Regions from separate parts of the Mus musculus genome. Here regions 2 and 3 are each linked to region 1. A link is a contact called in ENCODE POLR2A ChIA-PET data. All regions are on one chromosome and are shown on one strand. Each heading gives the region's core, a stretch centred on a gene start or an enhancer-like site at or near the end of the contact. The rest is flanking DNA. Distances are from core to core; before and after follow the strand shown. Region 1 holds the start of Gadd45b (growth arrest and DNA-damage-inducible 45 beta). Region 2 holds the start of Sgta (small glutamine-rich tetratricopeptide repeat (TPR)-containing, alpha). Region 3 overlaps Dot1l (DOT1-like, histone H3 methyltransferase (S. cerevisiae)).

Region 1 (4,050 bases), core at 661-3,160:
GTAAAGTTTACTTATTTGTGTGTGAGGACACAGTACACTTTGGAGTAGGTACGGAGATCAGAAGACAATTCGCAGGAGTCAGCTCGAACCCTCCATCCTGTGGAGGATGTCTTGCCCTTCATGTTTGATATTTAAAATACTGTATGTATAGATTATTCCAGGTTGGGCTATAGCGGTATGTAGATATTGGTGATGAGCTTGCTAGGCATCACGAAGTCCTGGATTCATCACCAGCATCGAAAAAAAAATTAATAAAAAAAAAATCGCTGGGCAGTGGTGGCCCACGCCTTTAATCCCAGCAAGCACTAGGGAGGCAGAGGCAGGCGGATCTCTTGAGTTCGAGGCCAGCCTGGTCTACAGAGTGAGTTCCAGGACAGTCAGGGCTATACAGAGAAATCTGTCTCAAAAAAAAAAAAAAAAAAAAAATCATTCCAAGTGTTCTCTCCCCCTCCCTTTCCGGAAGCTGCGTGAGCAGAGACCTCATGAGGCCACCAGGTGTCGCCGCCGCGCCTCTCACGCCAGGGACATTTCGCATGCTGGGTGGGTGGCGCGGAGGAAGCAGGATGCGTCACCAGACCCGGGATCGGGGGATCCGGGGATCCGGGGAACCGAGCCGCGCGGCCGAGGCCAGGACCCAGGCTGGCGGAGGAGGCGACTCAGGGTGATTCACCGGGAGCCCCCGTGCACCGTGGGAGAATCCCACGCGGGTCTATCTGCCTCGCTCGTGTCCTTGCTGTCGACTACCAGCCCTCAAGCTGTGGCTTGGAACGCCCTTGGAAGCCTCAGTTTCCATTTTGCATAATGCAGATATCAATTCCTTTGCCTGACAAATCTTGGAAAGATAAATGACACGCGTGGAAGAAGGGGCTTGTGCTTCATGCTACGCACTACAAAAATGCCAGGGACATAAGAGCGGCTGCCTTTCAGTCACCTCTCCCCGGGTCAGTACCCTTCGGGTTTTGCCACTTGGCTTCCCCCTCAGGGGTTAAGTGTGGCGAATCGATCTGAGGATAGACGGTGAGGCAGCCGGCAGGGGGCAGGGTCACTCCGCAGAGCGTCTGGAGGGCTCTTCACCTGCGCCTCCCGTGCACACGTGAAATTCTCGGGGTGCCGGGAGGAGGGAGAAAGGGTTCCGGATCTCTCCCCCTGCGATCCCTTAGTGCTCTGCAGCCAGGACCCCTGGGGCACCGCCAAGCCACCTACCACGACCACTAGGAAGCTTCCTGTGTGCCTCTCCTCCCGCGACCCTGGCCTTAGAGGGCTGAGCGTTCTCAAAGCACCTTCGTGCTGGCGATGCTAGGGTGCCTTGGTAGTTCTCACTTTGGGGAGAGGATCCCACCGTCCTCAAACTTACCAAACGTTTACTGTATACCCTAGACGTTATTTAAACACTCTCCAACTCTACAAGGCCGGCAGAACACTTAGTAAGCCTCCTGGCGCATGCACATCCCTTCTTTCAGAGCTTGGGAAAGGCTAGGGACTCTCCGGGGACAGCGAGGGGATTCCAGACAGCCCTCCCCGAAAGTTCAGGCCAGCCTCTCGCGCTGGAAACCCCGCGCGCGGCCTGCGTAGCGCGGCTGCCGGGAAATCAGGAGAGAAACTTCTGTGGTTTTTTTTTTTTTTTTTTTTTTTTTTTTTTTCTCTCTAGAGCTCTCTCTCTAGAGCTCTCTGGCTTTTCTAGCTGTCGCCGCTGCTGGCGTTCACGCTCCTCCCAGCCCTGACCCCCACGTGGGGCCGCCGGAGCTCCGAGCTCCGCCCTTTCCATCTCCAGCCAATCTCAGCGCGGGATACTCGGCCCTTTGTGCATCTACCAATGGGTGGAAAGCGCATGCCTCCAGTGGCCACGCCTCCACCCGGGAAGTCATATAAACCGCTCGCAGCGCCCGCGCGCTCACTCCGCAGCAACCCTGGGTCTGCGTTCATCTCTGTCTTCTTGGATTAATTTCGAGGGGGATTTTGCAATCTTCTTTTTACCCCTACTTTTTTCTTGGGAAGGGAAGTCCCACCGCCTCCGGAAGGCCTCCGACACTTCTGGTCGCACGGGAAGGTTTTTTTGCCTCTTGGGTTCGTATCTGGACTTGTACTTTGCTCTTGGGGATCTTCCGTGGGGGTCCGCTGTGGAGTGTGACTGCATCATGACCCTGGAAGAGCTGGTGGCGAGCGACAACGCGGTTCAGAAGTGAGTACAACAGAGGCTGAGGTCTTCTCGCCCGCCGCCTGAGGTCTGCGGGGCTGTCATCGGCTAATCTCCCCATTTGGCCTTTTAGGATGCAGGCGGTGACTGCCGCGGTGGAGCAGCTGCTGGTGGCCGCGCAGCGTCAGGATCGCCTCACCGTGGGGGTGTACGAGGCGGCCAAACTGATGAATGTGTGAGTCAGCACCCCCCTTTCTCGGGCGTGGGTGGGGGCGCCCCTCTGATGCACGCGCGCTCCAACATCCCTATAGGGCTCGGGGCTTTGGGGGACTTTCCCAGCGCTCTCGGTTTTGGGGAGTGGAGGGCGACATTTCTCAGAGAATTTTTTTTGGGGAGGAGGAAAGAGAGTCGCTGCAGAACCCTGACTTCGCAAGTTTGAGGTTTTGTGTTTTTTGTTTTGACAAGGCAACCCCAGTAACTTTGGACTATGTGCTTCCTCCCCCACCGCCATCAGTATTTGCATAGTCGGCCACCCCAGCACCCGTGCAGTACTGCGGCTGGGGGGCTGTTCTTATATACACTCCTGATGCACGATGGGTCTTGTCCACCCTTCCCGCCTGCGGTTCCTGGAGCTCATATCCCCCTATCCCACCCCGTGCACGGTGACACCCGCTCCTGGTCTGACGACCCCCTGACACTCCTTCTCTCCTGCAGGGACCCCGACAGCGTGGTCTTGTGCCTCCTGGCCATAGACGAAGAAGAGGAGGATGATATCGCTCTGCAGATTCACTTCACCCTGATCCAGTCGTTCTGCTGCGACAATGACATTGACATCGTCCGGGTATCAGGCATGCAGAGGCTGGCGCAGCTCCTGGGGGAGCCGGCGGAGACATTGGGCACAACCGAAGCCCGAGACCTGCACTGCCTCCTGGTCACGGTGAGCCCTCCCCCCCCCCACGTCTCTGTCTCTCTCTCTCCCCGCCCCACCCACCCGTCCTGGTCACCTGGGTCCCGTGTTTGTCAACATAGCTGGGCTGGCTGGTCCAGCACCAGCTCAGTGCCCAGCCATGCTTGGCATGTCCCGTGGGCTGCCTAGTCACCCTGGCAGCTATTTTGAGCCAGCCTGTTTTTCCCCAGTAGGGCCCCTGGCGCTGAACAGAGGCTCCCTACCTAACTCCTAGAACTCCCACTAAACCCTTCTTTTTCTCCCTCCAACAGAACTGTCATACAGATTCCTGGAAAAGCCAAGGCTTGGTGGAGGTGGCCAGTTACTGTGAAGAGAGCAGAGGCAATAACCAATGGGTCCCCTATATCTCTCTAGAGGAACGCTGAGACCCACTCCAAACATCTAAAGCAACTGTCGAGTTGCTGTCCCCTAAAAAAAGTAAATAAAATACATATTTGACAGCCCCCTCATCCCCCAGAACAATCCCTCAAAGGCTACCCTACCCGTGATACCTTCTGGGAGGGGCGGAGTCACCGAGACTGAGATGAGGAGAGGGGCACGTGCGCCCGCCCGCCCTCTGGGCTGTGGAGCCAGGAGCAGCACCACAGGTGGTCGCCGAGGTCGGAAGGAGGGCACCTCAGGCAAGAGGAGACTGAGACTTTAGAGCCAAGGCCTGGCAGTCCTGCAGCCAGCCTCTGCTCGCAGCCGCAGACGGTCTGGACACCGCCGCAGGGGTGGGGTGAGGCGTCCCCCACCCTGCGGGACAGTGAACTGTGCATAAGTCAGCGGAGGGCGACGACCCTCGCCGCGGGACCCGGGACTCGAGCCCGGGACTTCGCAGCTACAGCACATCTATTTTTAATATTGTGCTGAGCAAGACAGATCGCTTGCATATTTTTAAAAATTTCTACTACAGAGACATTCCAATAAACTCGTTAAGCCTTCGTGTTCTCGTTGTATTTTACCCCCG
Region 2 (4,211 bases), core at 642-3,141, 130 kb after region 1:
GAGAGCCCGGTATCTGCCTATCTTGTGCTCCCCCACACACACACTGAAATTACAAGTGCCCCCAGCACTCTCACCCAGCTTTTTCCATGGGGAATCCACAGGGAATTGAACTCAGACCCTCATGCCAAGCATGTTGCTCACTGAGTTGTTTCCCCAACAGAAGCACTGTTCTGTGGGCAATGTTCCTGACCCCCACCCAGTGTCAGTGTCACATCAGAAGCCCCTTCAGTCACACCGATCACAAACATCCCCATACACTGTCCCTGTGGATGAGAATGACCAATAAAAGGAAAGACTGATCAAATAAATGACCACAGAGGGACAAAACAGGAAAGTCATCTCAATCAACTGGTGGGGAACGTGTGCCTTCACCAGCCACCACAGAGGCTAACAGACCTCTGCTAATGGACCTTAGGACAATTAATGTCCAGGTGACAGACACAGAGACATAACAATTTCAACTGACTTTCTTTGTTTTTGTTGTTGCTAACATTTCATTTTTGGTTTTGGTTTTTCAGGACAGGGTCTCACTCTGCAACCTGGCTGTCCTGGAACTCATTCTGTAGACCAGAGGCTGGCCTCGAACTCTGAGAGCTCCTCCTGCCTCTGCCTCCTGAGTGCTGGGATCAAAGTCGGACACCACTACAACCTGGCTTTTGAGACAAGAGGATTTCACCATGTAGCCCAACATAGCCTTGAACTTCACTTCCATCCTCCCGATTCAGCCTCCTACAAGCTGGGATGACAGCCAGCAAGCCCAGCTTACAACTAAACGGGCCCAGACTGACATCCTTTTTACGTTAATTATGATGCCAGATGAGGTGGTGGCACCTACAGTCCTGGCAGAGGTGGCGCTGAGGCCAGCCTGGCTCACATAGTGAGTTCCAGGACAGCCAGAGACAGATAAAGACTTTGTCTCAAAACAAACAAACTATTAATTATGTCGATTTCATTTTCAGACAGGGTCTCACGTTGTGGTCCAGCTACCTCCACCGTGTTAGGTATCCAAGGCTGGGCCTGAACTCACTCCCCGCGATCCAGCTGTCTCCCCCTCTCAATTGAAAGACTGGATTATAGGTTGTGGACCAAAGTTCTAGACTATTTGCTCGAGTCTTTGCTTTTGGTTGTTTCGTTTTCTGAGACAAAGTATGTAGTCCTTGCTAGCATGGAAGTCCCACGATACTCCTGCCTCTGCCCATGTGTCAGCACACCTGCCTTACCATTGTTTTAAGAAAACTCCTCCTCAGAGAGGTCAAGCTATTTGCCCTAGCATGCACAGCTGGCCCTCTGCCCTTCAAACCCACACACTACCTACCTTTGGCACCAAAATCAAACACACCCTCCCAATGGGAAGGAGCACCCACAACTGCTCAGACAATGGTGACAACGTCCATTGTACAGAAGAGGAAAACTGAGGCTGTGGGCAGGCAACAGGCTAAGCAAGGTCACCAGGGTGAGGAATGGCAATGTAAGAGGGTCTTAGACCTTAGGGGCCCCGAGAAAACTGAGATCCGCCCCACACACACCTAAACGCTGACCTTTTCGTGAGAAAAAGCGACGAGGGGTGGGGGTGGGTTGGGACGCTGTCTGCCTCAGTTTCCTCTCTGCGCCGCCCGCTCACGTGACCCCGAAGAGAGCAGAAGTCCGGATCACAAGCCACCTTTGTCCCAGGGGCTCCCGAGCACAGCGAAGCTAAACCCACAGACCCCCGACGCCCATACGGGGCACGGCGGAGCCCCCAGCCTCACCTCTCAGTCGACCGAAGACCCGACCCACCGACGGCTGCGCCTGCGCACCGCGGCGCAGCCAAGCTCCGCCCTCAGGACCAAGACGCCTGCGCAGAAAAAAACCATTTCCTGTGTAGGTTTCCTTTTGCGCATGCGCTCAAGTGCACCCTTCGCTCTAAAACAGAAGTGACGTCACGCGAAGAGGGGGGTCACAAGCTGGTTGTTATGGAAACTGCCCTCTGGAGGCATCAGGAAAACCGGAAGTTAGTCTGACAGTCACCAAGCGGGTCAGGCCTAAAGCACGGTGGGGCGGCGGCGGACCCCTGAGGCACCAAGGCAGACCACGTGGTATGGAGTCTGTCACGTGATCTAGCTGCTTTCAGCAAGACAAATCTGAATCAAAGCCACTAACTGATGCTATGAAGTTTTTGGTTCTGTTTTCGTAATTTTTTTTTTTAAAGATTTATTTATTTTTATATGTAGGTACACTGTAGCTGTCTTCAGACACACCAGAAGAGGGCATCGGATCTCATTGTGGATGGTTGTGAGCCACCATGTGGTTGCTGGGATTTGAACTCAGGACCTTTGGAAGAGCAGTCAGTGCTCTTACCTGCTGAGCCATCTCACCAGCCCCCTGTTTTCGTAATTTTTTTTTTCTTTTTCCTTTTTTTAAAATGACAATACTACGAGCCCAGCCTGGCCCGGAACTCTTCATCCACTTCGCCCATCTTGGAAACTGGCATATCCCACTTTCTGTGAAAGCAGTAAGTGTGATTAACCACTAAACAATCTACTTCACTTATTTTTATATTTAAAACCTATTTACAAACTTATCTTTTGCACACCCCAACTTCTTTCTGATGCCTAAAAGAAAAACAAAGATTAGCAGCCAGACAGTGGTGGTGCTCGCCTTTAATCTCAGCACTGGAGAGGCGGGGGAATCGCGGTGAGTTTGAGGCAAGCCTTGTCTACAAAGGATAGCCAAAGCTACACAGAAAAACCTGTCTCAAAAAATAAAAACAGGAGCCGGGCGTGGTGGCCCACGCCTTTAATCCCAGCACTCGGGATGAGTTCGAGGCCAGCCTGGTCTACAGAGCGAGTTCCAGGACAGCCAGGGCTACACAGAGAAACCCTGTCTCAAAAAACCAAAAATAAATAAAAAAATAAAAATAAAAATAAAAACAGGTCGGGCGTGGTAGCGCACGCCTTTAATCCCAGCACTCGGGAGCCAGAGGCAGGCAGATTTCTGAGTTCCAGGCCAGCCTGCTCTACAAAGTGAGTTCCAGGACAGCCAGGGCTATACAGAGAAACCCTGTCTCGAAAAACCAAAAAAAAAATTAATAAATAAAAATAAATAAAACCAACTTATCTTTACTTTTGAATTATGTGGATGTCTATGTGTGGGTGTCTGCATGGGAATACAGTGCCTATAAAAATCAGAAGAGGGCATGGAATCCCCAAGGCTAGAGTTGGGTGCAGTGCAATTCAGGCCCTCTGCAAAAGCTGTATGTACTCTACTTTTTTTATTTTCTTTGAGACAGGGTCTCATACCGTAGGCAAGGTTGGGCTAAAACTGCACTACCCAGTTTGCAATATGTACTCTTAACCATTGAACTATCTCTCCTATTTTCATTTTACCATGTCTTACTATGTAGCTCAGGTTGACCTTAAATTTATGGAATTCCAGGTGGGCCATGGTGGCACAGGCCTGTAATCCCAGCGCTCAGTAGGCAGAGGCAGGAGGATCTCTGTGAGTTCCAGGACAGCCAGGGCCACACAGAGAAACCCTGTCTTGGAAGCAGAAAAGAAAAGCAAGAACTCTGTCCATCCCCCTGCATCAGTGTCCAAGTGCTGATATGATATGCTGTGATCCTGCCAATCCTCTGCACACACCCCACCTTTGACATGGCGTAGTTATAATTACCAAACTTAGTGTCCTGGGTTGGTTAGGGATGTGAGGTGTGCAATAAGTCAGGATAGAAAAGCTGTGAGGGACGTGAGAGGAGAGAAGATGTTGCCACCTTCACAGGAACTGATGCCATTCTCTATCAGAGAATTCCAGGGCAATTACCAACTCTTTAAGACTTTTCTTCTTTCCAGGGTGAAAACATACTGTTTTCTAGAAATCTTGCCAAAAATTCCCTTTACAGGGAAAGGGTACTGACATAATGAAACCCTCTTACAACCTGTGATTTCTGATCTTTATCTCATCAGATTAGTTTTAACTATCGAATTGACACAACCGAGAATCGCTTAGCAAGAGTCTCCATGAAGTGCCTAGATGAAGTTGGTCTGCTTGTGGGGGTGACCTTGATTAAACATAAGTGACACCAGGCTTGGTGGCACACCTTTAATCCCAGCGTTTGGGAGGCAGAGGCACAAGGACTTCTGAGTTCAAGGCCAGCCTGGTCTACAAAGTGAGTTCCAGGACAGCCAGGGCTATACATCGAAACCCTGTCTCAGGGGAAAACAAAAAACAAAAAA
Region 3 (4,259 bases), core at 1,391-3,890, 150 kb before region 1:
TGCACTTCTTGTTTGAGAAAAGAGGGTGAGCCACGCAAGGTTCCTCAGCTGAGGCACGAATGTTCCCATGTTGCTAGTGGCACCACACACAGGTCCCAGTGTAGTAGCCAGTGTCCCCCCTGGGAGGCTCTGGCCCAGGGTCCTTAGCAGTCATGGGGAGTCAAGGTTAGCTGCCTTGGTACTCCAGCTGTGCCACTTTTGGTGTTCGATACTGTGCCCGGCAGCTCTTTGAGACGTAGAATGTCTTTGTGGTCATCCTGTGTCCATGCCTAGGGCCCACTTCTAACAAAGCCTTTTCTTTTCCTCTTTAGCTTGAAAACTATTTTTCTAGTCTGAAAAATCCAAAACTCAGGGTAAGTTTGCATCTCTCTTGACTCTGATCCTACACAAGAGTCATGGTGCCTAGTTGTGCATGTTTGTAGTGTGTGTGGCCAGAGACCCCAAGTCCAACCATGGCCCCCGAAGGCCCTAAGCTCTGTTACTGGTTGGATGTTCATGATTCTGTGAGTGATGGTCCTGCAGTCCAGGAGCCAGTACATTCTTTGTCCTTTAGTGCCATGAATCCCCAAGTCAGGGGTGTGTCCTAACAGTTGAGGATTCTTGTCTCTAGTACCCTGGAAGGCTGGGCAGTGTGCTCCATGGCAGGTACTTCTCTAGTCACAGCTGCTGGGCATTGGCTTATGTTGTCCCCTGTGAGTAGCTGAGACAGGCTCTCCTCAGGGACATATAGAGGTGGGCTATTGTGTGCCTTTCCCTGGGGAGATGTAAACCAAGATGTGTTCACTGTACATGGACACTAAGAGCAGAGCCTAACACTCTAGCAGCTGTTGCCGGGTGAAGTGCTGAGCTGTCGGTGGTACAGGAGTGTAGGCACCTTACAGGCAGGTACACTGCCACCAAGGAGTGCATCCCACAGCAGCCTAGCGCCTGTAACCAGTGTGTGTCCTCAGCTGATTCCACAAGGGCATTCAGGTGTGCACCTCATGAAGGCCAGAGCAGCTGGGTTCAAGTCAGAGTGGCTGTGTTGTGCCAAGAGGACATAGGTCTTTAATGTGTGGTTTGGCCTAGCTCTTTGGGGGACCATATCTGTCCTGAGTGGCGCAGTTGGGCCTCTCTGTTGGTTGGCATGTCCCATGAGCTTTCATTGCCATGTGGTCCTGCAGCTATCAGTGTAGGGTAATCCTGGGCCATCACACCATGACAGGCTCATGTCTTCCCCACAGAGGGGCTGTGGGACCCAAGTCATGCATTGAGACTCTCCCAAGTGTCTTGTGTATGTAGCTACTTCATTCGTGCTGGAGCAGAGTTGGATCATCCTGTGTTCTGGACACTTACCCAGCACTTCCTTTCAGGAGGAGCAGGAGGCAGCTAGGCGAAGACAGCAGCGAGAGAACAAGAGCAATGCGACCACGCCCACCAAAGTCCCTGAGAGCAAAGCAGCTGCCACTGAGGCCCCCGCGGTGAGATAGGCTCCTTGTCCAGCATGTCCGTCCAGCACAGGGCACAGGGCTGCTAGGTGGCTGGGGTGCCTCAGCCTATGGTCTTGTGAGCACTCCTGCTGTGACCCTTACCTGCCTGTCTGTGTTCTCCAGGATTCTGGTGCTGAGGAAGAAAAATCAGGTGTGGCTACTGTCAAAAAGCCATCTCCCTCCAAAGCCCGGAAGAAGAAACTGAACAAGAAAGGGAGAAAGATGGCTGGCCGGAAACGTGGGCGGCCCAAGAAAATGAGTGCTGCCAGTGCCGAACGCAAGTCTAAGAAGAGCCAAAGCACACTGGATCTCCTGCACTCTCCGCCCCCAGCCCCACCCTCAGCCTCACCCCAGGGTAAGCCTCTTTCTTTTCTGCATTGCAGGGGTGTGAGTCCCCATTCATGTGACTATGGGACTCTGCCATGTGCCAGGCCTGATACTACAAACCAGGAGGAGCTCAGTGTGGATTTGGATCCCATAGCTGTTTCAAACCCCAGATTTGACAAGTTTGTTGCCCACAGTAGTGTGGGACCATGGTTGGTAGCTGACGGGGACTCTTCTCTCTCTTGCAGATGCGTACAGGGCACCTCACAGCCCATTCTACCAGCTACCTCCAAGCACGCAGCTGCACTCACCCAACCCACTGCTAGTGGCACCCACCCCACCTGCGCTGCAGAAGCTTTTAGGTGGGTCATAGCTCTGACATTGAAGCCATTCTGTGGGGGCTGTGCAAGTGGTGGGGCCCCAGTCAAGCCCACTTGCTGTATGGCCTGGCTTACTTTGGCTTATGTTGGCTCCTGTGAGTAGCTGAGACCAACTTACCTCAGGCATCCTGGACCACATCTGGGGACCTGTGTGTCCCATCAGTACTTGGGGAGCTCTGTATAGAACAACTCACTGTAAGCCAGGTGGTGGTGGCGCACGCCTTTAATCCTGGCAGGTGGATTTCTGAGTTTGAGGCCAACCTGGTCTACAAAGTGAGTTCCAGGATAGCCAGGGTTACAGAGAAACCCTGTCTGGGGGGGAGGGGGACCCTCACTGCACAGGGAAGGCTGACAAAATCCCTTACTTGAAGGAGAGATCTGCTTTCAGGGTTTAGGGTTGCCCATTCTGCCAGGAGGAAACCTCCCACATTGTGAGAAAAGCTGAAAGTACAGCAGAATGGACCTGCAGCAAGCCAGGGCCCAATAGCCTCCCTGTGTCTGCTGCCTCCCACTCCTGCACCAGCCTTTCTTTACATGTTGTGCTGTGTGTGTGCCTCCAGAGTCCTTCAGAATCCAGTACCTGCAGTTCCTGGCTTATACAAAGACCCCGCAGTACAAGGCTAACCTACAGCAGCTTCTGGACCAGGAGAAGGTGCGCAGGCTCTGCCTTAATGTCAGTTCTCAACATAGGGCTGCCTGGGGGCTCTGTGGTCACCTTCTCCTGTCCTCTCTTGCAGGAGAAGAACACACAGCTCCTGGGCACAGCCCAGCAGCTCTTCGGCCATTGCCAGGCCCAAAAGGAAGAAATCCGCAGGCTGTTCCAGCAGAAGCTGGATGAGGTGACGTGAGGCCGCCCGCCCGCCCACTTCAGCAGAACCTGACCCAGGGTTTGGTGGGGCAACCAAAGATAGCGTCCCTTGTCCTTATGGAAGTACTGATATGGAATTGCCTTGGCTATACTCGGGTCAGAGCTGTAGGGTAGCTGTCATCTCTTTTGTTCCTATAAACTGGGACTCTACTCACCATGCTTTGTCCTCATCCCCAGTTGGGCGTGAAGGCGCTGACCTACAATGACCTGATTCAGGCCCAGAAGGAAATCTCTGCCCACAACCAGCAGCTGCGGGAACAGTCGGAACAGCTGGAGAAGGACAACAGCGAGCTTCGGAGCCAGAGCCTGCGGCTGGTGTGTGCAGGGGGGCCTGCCGCTGCTGGTTGCGCACGTGTGGGGTGGAGGGAGGACTTGATTGCCCACTCACTGGCCCAGAGGTGTGCTCTGGCACCAGATTTGCTGGGCTGAGCAAGGATCAGGCCAGGGACTCTTTTCCATCTTGTCATGGTCCTGTAAAGGTCATATTGGCCTTTATTACATTGCTTGTTTGTGGCTGGGTGTTGATACTATGTGCTACAACTGTGGGAAGGATCCATTGCACTGTCCAGAGAGCCTGGCCCTTGCTCCCTTTGGCTACTGAGACTTCCTGTTCATGTACCCATAGCTCAGGGCCCGGTGTGAGGAGCTGAGGCTTGACTGGTCCACACTGTCCTTGGAGAACCTGCGGAAAGAGAAGCAGGCCCTGAGGAGCCAGATCTCAGAGAAGCAGCGGCACTGCCTGGAGCTGCAGGTAGGGTATTGGTGTGTTGCATCAGACCCCATCTTCACCCTCAGAAAGGCATCTGTGATGGTGGACAGCAGGGGTGTACGTGTCGTTGGACCACCATGTGCCACCTACCCTGCTGGGTGGAGCCTTGGCTGCTCTGTGACACCCCTCCCATCCTCTAGATCAGCATCGTGGAGCTCGAGAAGACCCAGCGCCAGCAGGAGCTCCTGCAGTTAAAGTCCTGTGTACCACCAGATGATGCTTTGTCTTTGCATCTGCGTGGCAAGGGTGCCCTGGGCCGAGAGCTGGAGGCTGATGCTGGGCGCTTACGCCTTGAGCTGGACTGTGCCAAGATCTCCCTGCCACACCTCAGCAGCATGAGCCCTGAGCTGTCCATGAACGGCCATGCTGCCAGCTATGAGCTCTGCAATGCAGCTAGTCGGCCATCATCCAAGCAGAACACACCCCAGTACCTGGCCTCTCCCTTGGAC

What was found. ChIA-PET counts read pairs that join two places held with the same protein, here RNA polymerase II (POLR2A).
Region 2: POLR2A ChIA-PET joins it to region 1 with 15 read pairs in embryonic stem cell. The contact joins the promoter of Sgta here to the promoter of Gadd45b in region 1. POLR2A ChIA-PET finds 5 or more read pairs at or near these places in 4 of 5 experiments (Patski and embryonic stem cell).
Region 3: POLR2A ChIA-PET joins it to region 1 with 12 read pairs in embryonic stem cell. The contact joins the enhancer-like site here to the promoter of Gadd45b in region 1. POLR2A ChIA-PET finds 5 or more read pairs at or near these places in 3 of 5 experiments (Patski and embryonic stem cell).

What each region holds. Positions count from the first base shown.
Region 1 is chr10:80,928,181-80,932,230 of GRCm38, forward strand. Gadd45b (growth arrest and DNA-damage-inducible 45 beta) reads left to right here and starts at 1,911. Exons shown (of 4, transcript NM_008655.1): 1 at 1,911-2,179; 2 at 2,268-2,369; 3 at 2,849-3,071; 4 at 3,353-4,024. The coding sequence starts at 2,136. The coding sequence ends at 3,466.
Region 2 is chr10:81,058,380-81,062,590 of GRCm38, forward strand. Sgta (small glutamine-rich tetratricopeptide repeat (TPR)-containing, alpha) reads right to left here and starts at 1,892. Exons shown (of 12, transcript NM_001358550.1): 1 at 1,749-1,892.
Region 3 is chr10:80,781,832-80,786,090 of GRCm38, forward strand. It overlaps Dot1l (DOT1-like, histone H3 methyltransferase (S. cerevisiae)), which reads left to right. Exons shown (of 28, transcript NM_199322.2): 12 at 312-353; 13 at 1,353-1,460; 14 at 1,593-1,824; 15 at 2,042-2,155; 16 at 2,734-2,825; 17 at 2,911-3,012; 18 at 3,219-3,356; 19 at 3,667-3,792; 20 at 3,951-4,259. Among named protein-coding and RNA genes, the nearest start is that of Plekhj1, 15 kb to the right of the region's middle. Within about 2 kb of position 2,641, at least 1 of the 3 ENCODE cell types and tissues checked has a DNase peak (open chromatin) inside an H3K27ac peak, as active enhancers do.